3 separate regions of the Homo sapiens genome follow, and all the other regions are linked to region 2. The links are chromatin loops, found by intact Hi-C in ENCODE. Cell type or tissue: heart left ventricle. All regions are shown on one strand.

Region 1 (2,500 bases), 130 kb before region 2:
AAAAAAAAGACAAGGAAGAATGTTAGATTGCAAAGGCAAAGGTATAGGACATAGAATTGTGCACAGAAGGTTGGGGGGCTCAGGGAAGGTAAATGGCGCTCACTCACCAACTTTGCTCAGGACAGACCCTAGTTTTCTCCTGGACATTGAGCGTATTCACGTTAGTCTCTCAGCCTAGAATGAACGGAATTTATTGTGTTAAACTGGTGAATCAAAGGGACATGAATGCTAACTGAGGAACAGCTGTGGGACTCTGCTGTGGGATCCCAGTTGTAGCAACTTGCTCAGGTGTCTGTGTGCAGTGTTGGCTGTCAGAGGAATGAGATCGAGTTTGGGTGGGCTACCTCTTATCCAGGTAATCTGGAATGCATTTCCCAGGCTCTCTGAGCCTCAGTTCCTAATATTATCTAATATTACTACTTATATCACATACTTTTTGTAATAATTAAGTGAAAATACTTGATCGCTTTAAAGTTCCAAACAAATCTTATTTTTCTATAAAACTTGTATGGAATATTATTGAAGTCCAACCATTTGTGTGTTCCAGATAAGGAAACCATAGTCAGAAGAGATTAAATGAGTGTTCGAGGCAATTAGCGGCAGAGGTAGGAATGGAATCCAGGGCTCTAGGAAAGGGAGTGGAGGCAGGACACTGTGGGCCTCTCGGGCCAGGTGAGTAGGTTCTGACCAGCCAGGGCCACTAAAATGGCAGCGAGGGGGGTCCATGTGTGTCAGCTGTTGGGTGAGGAGAGCAGGCACAGAATGAAGTCTTTCATAAGTGAGTTACTGCTTGGCTGTCTTCCCAGAACGCCTGCTAAGCCGAAACTGCCCAAGGGAAGGGGCCTGTGTCGATCCAAGAATCCTTACTCTTGTAAGTGAGTTTGGATGGACTGTAGGGACATCAGAGGAGTTGGAGGAGGTGCGATTTTCCTCCCTTAGCCAAGCAGGAGTGTGTTAGATGGGACTTAGTAGGGAGAGGACCAGGGAGCAGGGTGAGGGGAGTTCATCCCAGGTGCTACCTGGGCCTGGCTGGCAGAGTGGTCCTATGTGTGTAGGGGACAGATTCCTCCATGTCAGCCACCACCTTGTGTTTAGTACGTTGCAGGGGCAGGGCACCCCTTCTCAGGGATATGGGATGGACAGCTGCTTCCTAACATCCTTTAGGAAGATTTTCTCTGGAAAATGATGGACTGAGACAGGAACACACTCAGGAAATAAGAAGGAGAGGTGGTTAAATACCTCACAGTTTTTGTTTTGTGGACCACACAGAGGTTTGAATGCTTGAGTTCCTAGCATTTACTCCCAATCCCTTTTTCTCTCTTACTTGCATTCTCTGGGGGCTTTTTAGGGTCTCTAATTAGCCAACTTCCGTTCCTTCCTCCTGCCCCCACCAGGGTCCCTCCACTGTGAGGTGCTGCAGACTCATAAAACTTGCGGCTTCACCGGGAGCTCGTGGTTCATTCTGGCACCTGGAAAGCCTGGGACCAAATGATTCCTGATTTCTGAGTTCTCCTTTGGTTCCAGAGGGCTCAGGGCTGTGGTGTAGAAGAGGGGCTCATTCTGGCTTGAGAAAACTCAATGTTAATTTTCAGGATTTTTGTGATCTAGTTAACATAACACTGGCCACTTGAAATTGGCCAAGGTAGGAGAGTATTTACACCATGGGAGTTAGCAAATGCTATGAATCAGGGCATTTTTTCGCCAGATACTTGGTTGTTAACCTTTTACCAGCATACTGCTTGCTAAGGGAGGGGTGCAGGATTCAGAGAAGTTTTTGGAGCAGCTCTTATTCAAGTTCCCAGAGACCCCCTAGAGCTCCCCAAGAAGGTCCAGTGGCCTAATACCCTAATTCCAGGCACCAACCTGTTTGGGTGTCAGATACCCTGGAAGAGACTGGCAGGGGAGCCAACACTGAGCGATACTCTGGGCTGGACAGTGACCAGGCTCCTTCTATCCCATGCTCCTGGCTCCCATCACCTGGTGTGACTAGGGAACCGCTCCAGGGCACAGCAGCCACATTCTTTAATGTGATGGAAAGGCAGGCCCGGGGCTCTGAGCCTGCTTGGAACTCCATGCCAGGACTCTCCTCTTTCCCTTCCTTATCTTTGGATGGCAATCACACAAGACCCAGATGTCAAACTGTCACTAATTTCCTAACCAAGGCATGTGGTGTTTGGCAGGCCCCCAGGCATCTGACTATGACTTTGAACCACCTTGACCTTGTTTGTGTGATCAGCCCCTGTAGACATTGTACATAGGCTCTGCTTCCTCCTACCCCTCCAAAACTTTCTCTCCCAACCGCCATCTCCAACTCCTCATGAACACAAATCACAACACAGCAAAACAAAAAAATTGATAAACCAACAAAGCAACAACAAAAACAAATGTAACTCCCCTCTAAAAGGGAAAACCACAAACAACATCCTCTCCCACCACCTCGGGGGGAAACTAACTTGCTGTCTTCCAGAAATGATAGAAACATGCTATTGAAAAAGCACTC
Region 2 (2,500 bases):
CTGGGATATTGCTTTAAATATAGAAATGCTTGGGGCAAAAGGGAATTTCCCTCCATAATTCAACTGTTAAGATTCTTTGAACAGTAAGAGACTGAGTTCTTGCACTTGGGTGAAGAGGCCAGACTGAGAGGCTCTAATCCTAGCAACATCATGCCCTGGTCTCTGATTTCATATTCATACAGAGGGATGCAGTAAAAAATCCCTTTCTCTCCATTCTTAAAATCAGTGGCTTTCACAATACATCAGGTATTTGGCTTAATCTCTGCATTTCAGATAGAATACCAGTCATCTTAGAGGCTGAAATAGGGATCACCATGTCCTACTGAATGCTCTCAAAAGACACCTGCAGCGTGCTGAGATCCAGCAGAATCTCATCACCATTCAAGCAGACTGAGACCCACTCGCCTCATATAGAAGGTCCCTGACCTCCCGGAAGGTTGAATGGTGGGGCGCCTGTGACAGTAGGAGTGGGCTGGCTATGCCCGTGTGTCTACCTGTGCTCTGATAAGAGGCAGGGACAGAGCAAGGCTGAAGAGAGCCTTGATCAGCTCCTCAATTCCAGTGTCCTTGAACCATAGTCCATCTGTTTGCACCCTAGGTTGGTGTCCTTGTCAGTAAGGCCGAGGGAAAATTCCTCTTGCCTGTGTGACCCAAACTCTACATGTCTGACTCAACTCAGAAAAAGCTGGGGAGAAGCCCAGGGGTCTGGTAACTTCACCTGGGAGCTGCTGCTGAGGGCACATATGTATCCCGGAGGAGCTGTGAGTTTCTCCCCCAACTGAGTAGAGGAAACAGAGGGGAACAAGGAGGGGGTGCTTTGTAAGGCAGGTGTAATCTGGATTAAAAGAAATTGTACTCCAAATATTGGATTTCTGAGACCTATATTGGAAGAGTCAATTTAGATGGCTAGAAAAGGAAAAAAAAAAAAAATCTAAAACAGCTTTCAAAAATACTAAGAAGTGGCACTACCCTCATTTTACAAGATACCATCGATCTTATTTTGAGGTGAAAAAGAGCCACAAATGGGTCCTTTCTGAGACACAGCTATGAAAGAAAGAAAAAATAATGTATCCGAGGAATTTCCTGTCTGCCCAGGCTGGGCACACACTGATTGCAACTGAGACTGCCCTCTGGGATCCTCCGTCTCCAAAGCTCTGTGTCCAGTGGAGACCAGGAAACTTTAAAAAAGGTTAGGAATTGAAAAAAAAAAAAAAAAAAAAAAATCAGGTGAGGGCATGAAACTGACCACAAGATGGCCTTTGGAATGGAGCAGAGAGGAGCTTTTCTTTCTCACTAGCCTCTGTTACCTGCTTTGGAAAAATAAATCCCCACTGCAGAATATTTTTGCCCAGTTTCTGGACTGCTGGGCCTGTGTGGTCTTTTCATATTTTCCACTTTGCAGCGCTGCGCTCCCAAGCTAATCCCAAGCTGCCGAGGCCTTCCAAATAACTTGGACAGCCTTCCATCCTTATCTTACGCCTTAGACACATGGTTCTCACAGCCATCTCAGGGGCGGCTCTCTGGACTAGCATGTATCTGTCTGCAGCACAGCAGCATCTGTGATGATTTTGGCCTCCCTCAGATGGGTGGCCCAATGCTGGGATGCGGGTTTGATTCTGTGCTGCTGGCCACAAAGCACCCGGGTCACTGATTCTGTTTAGGTGCCAACAATCCCCAAGACTCTCCAAGAGGCTGAACTCTGTCAGAAGGCATCTGAATCTCAACTGCAGGCAGGGCGGGAGGACAGAGGGGACCAAGGGAAGAACAGAGCAAGAGAGAGAAAAAGAGAGCTCTCCTTTTCATTTTATCTTTTTTAAAAGCATTTTTTTTTTTCAGCCAAGACCCAACAGTAACAGGAACAGACCTGATCCACGTGGCAGGAAAAAGAGGAACCTGAACCCCTCTGCAAGTATTCTCTTTCCTGACCAGCTGGGCTTGCCGCACTTTGTGAGATTTGCAAAAAATATATATATAATAGATATATATTTCCATAGGAAAACAACATCAGATGTCTTCCCCTAGATGAACGATGAAGAGTCAAACTGCAGGTTCTTAAAACAAAAACAAAAACAAAAACACCATGATACTAACAACGGTGGAAGGGTGAGGGTGAGGAATTACAGATGGAGAGATTCCAAATCAGAAGGAAACGTGACATGGAGTCCCAGGCTCATGCCCTCCGCCAGAATTCCAGCCCCGCCTGTGCTGGGTAGTTTGTCTAAGGTGCTCCAGGGTCCCTCTTGGTCTGCAAGAGAAGTGTCCCTGCCATTTCTGGGTCGCTTCCTTTTCCACTCTCCTCAGCCCGCCTGCTCCGTCACACTTCCAGCAATCCTGGTGGGCAGGGGTTCCCTGGGCTGCTGGCCCGCTGAGGTGGACTGTTGGTTCCTTCAGCATTCATCTTCTTGGTATATTTGTTCATCCAGCTCCTGGGACTCTAGGTGCTCCAGACGGTCTGTTCGGCCACTCATGATTTCATCTGGGGTTTTCATAAACCTTTGGA
Region 3 (2,500 bases), 270 kb after region 2:
AAAGAAAACCAAGGTTAATAGATAGAACTGTTTATAAACCCAGTTTCTGAGGCCAGAGGGCAATCAGTTGAGAAGATTTCTGAATGTTGGGCTCAACGCATCTCTAGGTGATAGAAGGAGGACGGGCCGTGGCAGTCTGAAGTGTTTCTGGGTTTGTGGTTTGAATGTCTCTGGGAATGGCATATACAATGTGACAGTTATGGTTATTTCTCAGAGCAGAGCACGGAAGGGCCCAGTTTCAGCTTGCAGGGCTTTTTCTGGGTAGTGTCAATACGGATCTAGGCAGTCAGGTTTTAGTTCTCAGTGGTGCCAAATCAGGTGAGATTAAAATCAGAAATGTTAATTACTGACAAAATGCAAAACACAGCAGGAGTCAGTTTACAGAGAGGTTAAAAAAGCTGAAAGGCAGTGAACACGGCTAGAATTTGACAATCCACAAGGGTGTGCTATAGTTTTCAATTGAAACAGCATAGTTCTCTCTACAATCACCCCTATTTCTATGAAAGATAATCAAAGTAACACTATTTTTGTTGCAAAATAAGTCAATCTCATTGACCTTGGCCTGATTATTACATAAAAATAGCAAGAATAATGATTGACAATGTAAGCTCTTTTTGAGTCTGCTTTGTTGCAACTTTTAATAAGGAATTTCAGGTTAGACTGTTAAAGCCTATCAAAGCTGGAAACCAATCCATCAGCCTTCACCAGCAATACCTACAGATTTGGGTGAATTCCTTTTTTCTTGAGGTCCCCAAAATATTTTCAGCTTCCTGGGCCTACCAAGAAGTGACCTTTTTTACTCACCTGTTAGGTTGGGAACCCTGTTAATCAGGTACCAGGCCAATATTTCAAGGGGCTTTTTAAGCACTGGCTTCATAAAGTCAGCATTAGTTTTGTTACCAGAAAGGGGTCCTGATCTAGACCCCCAGAATGGGTTCATAGATCTCAAGCAAGAAAGAATTTGGGGCGAGTTCATAGATTACAGTGAAAGTAAGTTTATTAAGAAAGTAAAGGAATGAAAGAATGGCTACTCCATAGACAGATCAGCGCCAGCACTGCTGGTTATTTCTTGATGATATGCTCAACAAGGGATGGGTTATTCATGCCTCCCCTTTACAGACCATACAGTGTAACTTCCTGACGTTGCCATGGCATCTGTAAACTGTCATGGTGCTGGTGGGAGTGTAGCAGTGAGGACACCCAGAGGCCACTCTCATCACCATCTTGGTTTTGGTGAGTTTTGGCCGGCTTCTTTACTGCAACTTGTTTTTATCAGGAAGGTCTTTATGACCTGTGTCTTGTGCCGACCTCCTATCTCATTCTGTGACTTAGAATGCCTAACCATCTGAGAATGCAGCCCAGTAGGTCTCAGCCTCATTTTACTCAGCCCCTATTCAAGATGGAGTTGCTCTTGTTCAAGTGCTTCTGACAGTTCCTTAAAACTGTCTGATGTTATCTGATTTTATGTGCATCATCCTAAAATATGATATTCCAGTGAAAGCCTTGCTAATATAAGTAATATTTCAAATTGCATTCTGTTATAAGGACAAGAGATTCTTACTGAACATATGTAAATACATCACCATGAAAATAAGAATATTCAATAAAGATTTCCGAATTCTGGAAGGATCGGGTGGGGAGAAAAAGTGAATGTTTCTGGCGGGGCATGGTGGCTCACATCTGTAATCCCAGCACTTTGGGAGGCTGAAACTGGAGGATCACTTCACTGGAGGATCACTTCAGCCTGGGCAACACAGTGAAACTCTCATCTCTTAAAAAAAAAAAAAATAGCTGGGCATGGTGATGCACATTTATAGTCCCAGCTACTTGGGAAGCTGAGGTTGGGGGATTGCTTGAGCCCAGGAGTTCAAGGAAGCAGTGAGCTGTGATCGCACCACTGCACTCCAGCCCAGATGATAGAGTGAGACCCTGTCTCAAAAAAAGTAAATGTTTTATCTTTTCATCTTTGTTCACAAAGGTATACTTTACCAAGTTACTGTAAGTTATAGATAGCTTAAGAAAACAGAGAAAAAGGGTTTCTTAAATATGGAAAAACATTAAGGAACCAGTAATGTTTCAAACAAAAGGGCCATACACATTAGAATTATTCTTATCAGTTCATTCAGTCCCATGGAATTAATTCTTGTTTTGCTTGATGCTGTATTTGCAGCTTTATGAATTCATGTTTCTTCTTTAGTGTTTTGGAAATCTTTACCCAATCCAGTGGTATAATCTTAAATACTTGAGAATACCTCTCTGAGTCTTTTCCATGGTCTCTGGGAAGATGAAGCATTTTCACTTGTTGATTGCAAAAGCATTCAGAGAAGAATTATCATAAAACAATAATTGGCTGTGAATGGCAAAAGACTTACAAATAACCATGATTAAAGATCTGATGAGAGTTCATTATAGTGCAATTAACAAGGAAATTTGGTTATTTCTGTGGCTTACAGCATTTTATAATAGTAACTGTCCAGATAACACTGTATCAGGACATATG

The links. Hi-C counts contacts between places; a loop is a spot of excess contacts. Peaks named below come from ENCODE experiments on the same cell type or tissue, not always from the same donor. Only the 100,000 strongest peaks of a DNase experiment are listed, where the experiment ranks them.
Region 1: it touches region 2 in a loop (2.1-fold over the local background); 19 of 110 quality-filtered maps call a loop at or near these places.
Region 3: it touches region 2 in a loop (2.5-fold over the local background); 4 of 110 quality-filtered maps call a loop at or near these places.

Annotation. Positions count from the first base shown.
Region 1 is chr12:12,016,919-12,019,418 of GRCh38, reverse strand. No RefSeq gene overlaps it. Among named protein-coding and RNA genes, the nearest start is that of BCL2L14, 53 kb to the left of the region's middle. In heart left ventricle, CTCF peaks have their summits at 1,191 and 1,392; no DNase peak of the experiment used is centred here.
Region 2 is chr12:11,890,934-11,893,433 of GRCh38, reverse strand. It overlaps ETV6 (ETS variant transcription factor 6), which reads right to left. Exons shown (of 8, transcript NM_001987.5): 8 at 1-2,493. The coding sequence ends at 2,388. Among named protein-coding and RNA genes, the nearest start is that of BCL2L14, 180 kb to the left of the region's middle. In heart left ventricle, a CTCF peak has its summit at 1,255; a DNase peak (open chromatin) is centred at 1,483; H3K27ac peaks cover 1,304 bases.
Region 3 is chr12:11,620,883-11,623,382 of GRCh38, reverse strand. No RefSeq gene overlaps it. Among named protein-coding and RNA genes, the nearest start is that of ETV6, 28 kb to the left of the region's middle. In heart left ventricle, a CTCF peak has its summit at 1,209; no DNase peak of the experiment used is centred here.